Regions from separate parts of the Homo sapiens genome. Here region 1 is linked to region 2. Evidence: chromatin contacts called from ENCODE Hi-C or POLR2A ChIA-PET data. All regions are on one chromosome and are shown on one strand. The core of a region is the stretch at or near the end of the contact, and the rest is flanking DNA. Distances in the headings are between cores, read along the strand shown. Region 1 has its middle 52 kb from the start of LINC00548. Region 2 holds the start of LINC00548 (long intergenic non-protein coding RNA 548).

What was found. A loop is a pair of places that touch in the nucleus more often than their neighbours do. ChIA-PET counts read pairs that join two places held with the same protein, here RNA polymerase II (POLR2A). Pooled maps may share reads with other maps.
Region 1: a pooled map shows a loop between it and region 2 (2.5-fold over the local background). The contact joins the enhancer-like site here to the promoter of LINC00548 in region 2. A Hi-C loop is called at or near these places in 2 of 168 maps with a recorded cell type or tissue (ascending aorta and prostate gland) and 9 of 50 pooled maps. POLR2A ChIA-PET finds 5 or more read pairs at or near these places in 5 of 52 experiments (BJ, MCF 10A, PC-3 and 2 more).

What each region holds. Positions count from the first base shown.
Region 1 is chr13:40,270,788-40,274,285 of GRCh38, reverse strand. No RefSeq gene overlaps it. Among named protein-coding and RNA genes, the nearest start is that of LINC00548, 52 kb to the right of the region's middle. Within about 2 kb of position 2,210, at least 23 of the 41 ENCODE cell types and tissues checked have a DNase peak (open chromatin) inside an H3K27ac peak, as active enhancers do; they include PC-3, ascending aorta and prostate gland, where a contact is called at or near this core.
Region 2 is chr13:40,218,420-40,221,751 of GRCh38, reverse strand. LINC00548 (long intergenic non-protein coding RNA 548) reads left to right here and starts at 1,250. Exons shown (of 6, transcript NR_033877.1): 1 at 1,250-1,315.

The sequences.
Region 1 (3,498 bases), core at 961-3,460, 52 kb before region 2:
ATGAATAAATGAATATTTCCAAATGCCTGCAGGACTTCCGTGAGATGACTCTTACTGCCATTTCCACAGGCTCAAAAACAACTGTCCTTCTTTTTCATTCTGTGTGTGCATTTTATATCTAGGCTGTTGATTGGAATAGAAATAAAAAGGGCTGCGGATATGAAGACTGTATGTGAATACTTCAAAAACAGACCCGCGTTCCCCATGGCCCTCGGGTCGGGCTATGCTGCAAACATTAAATGTGCTTTGAAAACGGTCAGCTGCGCGAGTGAGGCAGAAAGGGGGCCTCGGCGCAGCTTTGTGGAAAGCTGCCTTTTGGTGCACACACACTGCCTACTGCCTGGGATTCTGACAGTCACGTAGTGCTCAGGTGGAGGTGACGCTAATGATCCAGGTGCCCTGTGCCATCACATTTGAGAAAAGTGATCTCCTTAATAAGGCAGTAAAGCGCCTCAGGATGAATGCCGCATTCAGGCCAGGGTGGGGAGCAGTTGACGGTGCTGGGAGAGCTCTTTGTTTCTCCCTGGCATGTGGCTGCACAGCCTTTGATGTTAGAATTTTGGCTCATTAATAACTAATTTACATTTCTCAGACAGCAAATTGTGATCTGACACAAATTTATAAAAGAACTCCAAATGGTGAAACTCTCTTATACAATGAGTCCTTTGTGGGCTTTTTAATTTTTTTCCCCCTAACTTAAGGAGTTTGTGATTAAAATTTTAATGCCATCATTGAAATCTCTTGGGCTACTTAAAAATAAAACACCATCTTATTTCCTTCCTCTCAGAGATCATGACAACTGGCTGTTCCTATGTGGATGCTGTAAGTGCTACAATTGCGTTTTCATCTGCTCTGAGCCTCAGATAAAATAGGATGTCCTTAGAGGGCCAGAGGAAAGCCCTGGCAAAGGAACTGGCAGTGATGGCAGGAAGGCGGAGGTGCTGGGCTCCTCAGCTTCTGCTTCTTCTTCTTCTTTTAAAAGAAACAGGTTCTCATTCTGTTGCCTAGGCTGGAGTGCAGAGGTGTGATTGTAGCTCACTGCAGCCTCAAACTCTTGGGCTCAAGCGGTCCTCCCGCTTCAACCTCCCAAGGAGCTGAGATTATAGGCACACACCACCATACCTAGATAATTTTTAAATTTTTTGTAGACAGAGGGTCTCACTACGTTGCCCAGGCTGGTCTCGAGCTCCTGGCCTCAAGAGATCCTTCTGCGTTGGCCACTGAAAGTGTTGGGATTACAGGTGTGAGCCACCAAGCCCCGCCTGTTCAGCTTCTTCATGCTTCTTTGCAGGTTACTGAGGTGGCAGATTTTGCATGAGCTCATCTCTTTGGTCTTTAGGAGTTCCAGGGGTGACTCTCACTTCTCCAGATGCCTAAAAGCCTGAATAGGTTATTTTGGCAACACAAGTGGGTGAATCAGAGCTACCAAGATAAGGGTTTTATAGATTTATATACATATATAATCTTTCTTCTTAGCTACATCTTGGAAGGCTGAATGCCTCAGGAAAAACATGATGCTTTTTCTGTGTTTTACCTCATGTTTCTTTGGGAGAATATAGAGGTCAAAGGAAGTTGCAAACTAGCTCTTAGAAGGCAAATCTAGGTACATCTTGATCTTCCACCTCCATCATTTATCTTTGCAAAAGACTCTGTCATCTTGTGTGTTGATGACTCACAGCTCGGTGGGGGAGGCAGGGCAGAGCTTCTCTCCCTGTGTGAGAAGGAGAAAATGCCATGTCTACCCAGCCACCTGAAAACACCTTCCCTGACAATAAAGGGAGGACTGTGCTCTAGGGAAAGACAGGACAGACCAGAAAAGTGGACCTGTTGGAAGCAGACAGCTGGCCGTGGGGAGAAAAGTGGGGTGGAGCCAGGGACACAAGACATTGGGTGGCTTGGCTGATTGCATCACGTCTGGCAAGAAGCTTGGTTCTACTGAGTTACTCTTTGCTTGGAGAAAATAGTTTAGGGAATAGCCATGGGCTTGTTGTGTGGAATGGAAACATACCCAGAATGAAAAGATTTTTAAATTGGCACCACTTGAGGTCAGATTTTAAATGGTCACACAGCATGAGCCAAATTGACTACATGCAGAGAAGCAACAAGCCACCCCGGTTGCTTATATTATTTTAATAACAGAAAGAATGCATTAGGAATTCCAGGCAAGACTTCCACCTGGACACAGTCCCAGATTCTAACTCATCTGTGCATGCCTTTTCAAATCAGCCTTTCACAAAGAGGCTGTTTTTCTCTGCAATCTCTTTCCTACCCATAAAGGAATCTGAGGTTCCTCCTTCCAGCTTCGGTTGTAGGAAGCAAGAACCCTGAGAGTGCTGCCTTGAGACAGGTGGCTCTGTGGAAGGCCACTAAGAAAACTGCCATGCAGTTCGGGGTGGCCTTAAATTCAAATAACAAAGCCTATCTCGGGAGGTGGCGTGAGGCATGCCTGGCCCCTTTCTCTGGCTTGGACTGGCTTGGACATGGTGGCTCCTGGAACCGAGAGAGGACTGAGTGTGGTAGTTGCTCCTGTCAGTCTCTGGGGTGGGGCCTGGGTGTCTCTGAGTGACGTTTGGCCTCCGCTAGCTCCACTCATGTGGCAGGAAGATGCCTGTAGCTCTTGCCGACCACTCTGAGCCACAAGGCAGGAAGGAAAACCGTGTGTGTGGCCTGATAATAATTAGGGTCCTTCCTTACACCTGGAACATTGCTGACACTGAAAAATGAATGCTGCTGTCATGCTTGTTAATTTTACCCTCTTGGGTCCTGAATGGCTCACTTAGCACTTGACTATTTTTCCAAGTCACAGAGACCAGACTAGATTTTTCTGGAAGGGAGTCAATTCTGTTCTCAGCCACAGATGGATCAAAAAGGAAAAATCTCATTGCTGTAAACATGTTGGAGCCTCCTGGCTGTGTTGTATTCACCTTCTTCAATCTGGGGGGAGTCTCTGGAGTCAGGTTAGGTTAGAGTCTTGACTCTACTAGCACTTGCCTCTAGTGAGCTTGGATTTGTTACTTAATATTCCTGAGCCATTTTTCCCTCATTTGTTGAAAAAAAATATAACAGTTGTTAAGAGGATTAATTGCAAAGTTCTTAGCACATGGCCTGGCACATAGGAGGTGCTCAAAGGGAGTATTGATGTAATTAAGAGACTTACCATGGAGTCAGGTTTAAGAAATCTCTGGAAGTGGAATCCTGGGAAGTGATGAAATGGGAATACCCTAAGTTGCTCCCCTGTGCCCACTTCTGGGGAGATGTCACCATTGTTATGGCACCCAAATTTCTGGGCAATTAGGGATCTGTGTTAGACCCAGATACCAACAGGAAGTGGCTCTTTCTGCTGATGGTGTTTATAACAAACCCCATGGACCAGCTCTCAAAAAGAGAACCCAGCCTCCTTAGCAAACTCAGCTGTGGAGTATAAGCTCCTCTAAGGGAAAAACCTCATTTGCTTTTGTGCACTACTTTGTCCTATGCAGAGTATGGCATATCATGGGG
Region 2 (3,332 bases), core at 1-2,500:
TACAAATGAAACAACTGTGGCTTCCAAAGGACAGGCAGAGGCTCCCCACTACCCCTCGATGTTTTTAATTTAAATTAAGCCTCGGTTGGAGAAAACAAAAGGCTGTCCAGTTTGGGGCCCCACAGTGGTCTGGTAGGATGGCCCGTAGCACCTCTAATGTCACAACCCAGGCTGTGAAATGTTCTGAATCACATGACCTTAGACTTTTGGTTCAGGCTAATTAAGCCTCTTCCGACCGTACAGAATGTTCTGGTTTGCAGCAGTTGTTGTGCAATCATTTAAACTGTACACCTTTGTTCCAGAGAGCTAGTTTGATTCTCTCTGCTTCTCTTTTGTTTTTCTGTGGAGAATCCAGGCCCAGGTGGGCTGTTTCCTTTTAAATAAATAAGAATGTAATCTACTTGGTGCTCTCATGAGATGTCTGGGCTTGTGGCCATCAAGGAGGCTATTTTCAGAGGTGGGCAGTGGGATAGAACCAGTTAGTACTTCCACCCTGCAAATCTCCTCTCTGCCTAATGGCCTCTTTCTTCCCTCCTGGGGAGGGCTTACCTACACGCACTCTGTATTTGAAAAGGGACAGTGGTGGGAAAGGTCACTGGGAGTCAGTGGGAGAAAAGTTGTTGCAAATGAATCTCTGTCCACAGAGTTAGTGTGGGAGGGAGAGGAGCAGGTCATAGTTTAAAATTTATTTTATCAGATGTTCCATAAGCATGAACTGGGCTTAATGATCGGACTATGTGACTTGGGTATTATGGTGTTATCATTAAATTACTAGTGAATCCTTACTAGGGGTGAATAAGGAAGAATTCTCACCATCTGTGGAAGTGAGACGATCGCTTGAGGCCAGGAGCTCGAGACCAGCTTGGACGGCATAGCAAGACCCCATCTCTACAAAAAAATAAAAACAGTTAGCTGGGTGCTGCAGCGAGTTATGATTGCACCACTGCATTCCAGTCTGTGAAACAGAGTGAGACACTGACTCCAAAAATAAAGAATTCTCAGAATTTGAGTCTGTGGTGTCTACACATTTCCCACTGTTTCAGCGTCAGCTTGGACTAACGTTTTTACAACCCCCAGTTCTGCAATGGCGTTAGAGGTTTTCTCAATTTCAGATTGCTTTACCTACTGTATATCTAAAGTGATAAAGATCTTGGAAAAGAAAGTAGTGCTTTCACTTTGGGGCAAGTTGCTTAGCTCATCTATGCCTTAGTTTCTTCATCTATAAAGTGGGGATAATAGCACCAAACATAAACAGTTGCTGTGGGGATTGAATGACTAGTGCATGTGAAGCTGCCAGTGTGGTGCCTGCCTCGGGGTGAGTGCTCTGCGAAAGTCAGCTACTCTTGTTATTGACAAATGCTCATGAGGTACAACCACGTGTCAGGTAAAGGCTAGGTGACTGAGTACGAAGATAACTAAGACAGAGTATCCTGCCCAAGGGATTGTTTGCAGCTTGTTTGGGGGAAAGATATGTGAATAAATACGATTAAGAATCACGGGTGCTGTGAAAATTCTGAGTAGGGTAGAGTGAGGGGCCCACTGTGCCTGGGAAGGGTTTGAGGGTGGTCAAGAAGGGCTTCTAGATCAGACAACTCTGGAGCTAAGGCTTGAAGTATGAGTAGGCGTTTACCAGGCAGATGGGTGGGAAGGCCGTTCCAGCGGGGACAGGAAAGCACCCCTTTCCCCCTGCTTGCTTGAGCACCCATCACAGAGGGCCTGGCAGTGAGGCCTGGTGGCACAACCTGGAGCATTGCCTGCACGCCCCTAAACAGACTATTTACTCGCCCTTGCTGCCGCCTCATTTTGGTTTGCCGAGGGTGGGGGAATATGACCATGTACAGGGCGTAATTGGAGACGAGAACAGCCCTCCAAGATAACTCCGTGTTGGTGATCACAGGGCTTACAGGGAATATGGGGGAGGCCCTGCACCCCAGCTCAGCTTCTTCAGGGGCCTTTCTCAATAGGGACTTTGACTTTCTGCAAAGTGATTGACTTCGGCCATGTCCAGCCCTTGCTTGTAGGGTGCGCAGGTGTAAGGAGGTGTGAGAAGTGTAGGGAGAAGGTAACTCTGAGAAAGTAGGCTCCTTGCACAGACACATAAGAAGGCTCTTTTGCACTTGCTCAATAGTAACTAATTCTTTTATTTCTCTGGCCTAAAAATAAGGCCCTTCACAAATTATTCTGAATCTAACTCTCAAGACATTACCTTCTTTTGCCATTCGCTGTATTCAAATGGTACCACTTGCCATTCCATTAATATTGATGTATTTCTATCTTCATAAACTTGCTTGTATGAGTCTCCACTCCTGGAATGCAATACCCTGCTACTCAGTGCTCAGTTTGAATGTTACCTTCACTTACGTAGAGGCAGAGGGAATGAAATGTTAGAAGTTACAGGGACCTCGGGATCTTCCACTTCTGCCTCCTTACTTCGGGGAAACCAAAGCCTAGGGAGGTGACAGGGTTTATGTTAGACCAACATTAAAACCAGGGCTGAGAAAAAAATCTCCTTGTTCTTAATTCACTATTCTTTCCATGTGGCAATGCCCTTCATTCACTTTCAATAACTTCCCTTAAAACACTTTTTACATTCCATTTTGTTTTACAATTTCTTTTAATTGTATTTATAGCTCTGAGGGCAGAGACCATGTCTGAATCATTTTAGTGTATCCCACAATATTTAACACAGGCTTACACATGGTAGGTGCTTACTATGTGTACTAAGCTTGAATGAATGAATGGATGGATGGATGGATGGATGGGTGGGTGGATGGATGGATGGGTGGGTGGTCAAACGGATGAATGGGTGGATGGATGGATGGGAGGATGTGTGGGTGGGTGGATATGTCAATGAGTCTTTGGATAATTGCTGATGTAGCAGTGCCCCAGGAATGTGCTCAGGTGTCCTATTATTCCCATAGAAGACTTTATCTGCAAATGTGTGTGTCATATAGCAGAGGTAAATAGAGCTGCAGGTGTGGCTTGCTCATTTTCTGATGTGGTGAAGAAAAGATTATGAGAGGGGGCTGGGTGAAGAGTATACCCTTCCAGGTGTGTACAATAATAATAACATAGCTCTTTATTTGTTCCAGGTTATGTATTAAGTACTTCTGTGTACATTATCATCTTTAATCCTCGTAGCGACTTTATGAAACAAGTGTTCTTATCGCAGATTTTCACACATTTAAGGAAGTTGAGTAATTTGCCAAGGAAATTTCAGAAGTAGGACTTGAACCCAGGTTGTACTGACACAGAAGCCCAGGCCCTTATCCACTCTATGGAGCTAGGAAATGTCAGGGTGGCAGCTGGCTGCGAGGCCTTGGAAATCTTAG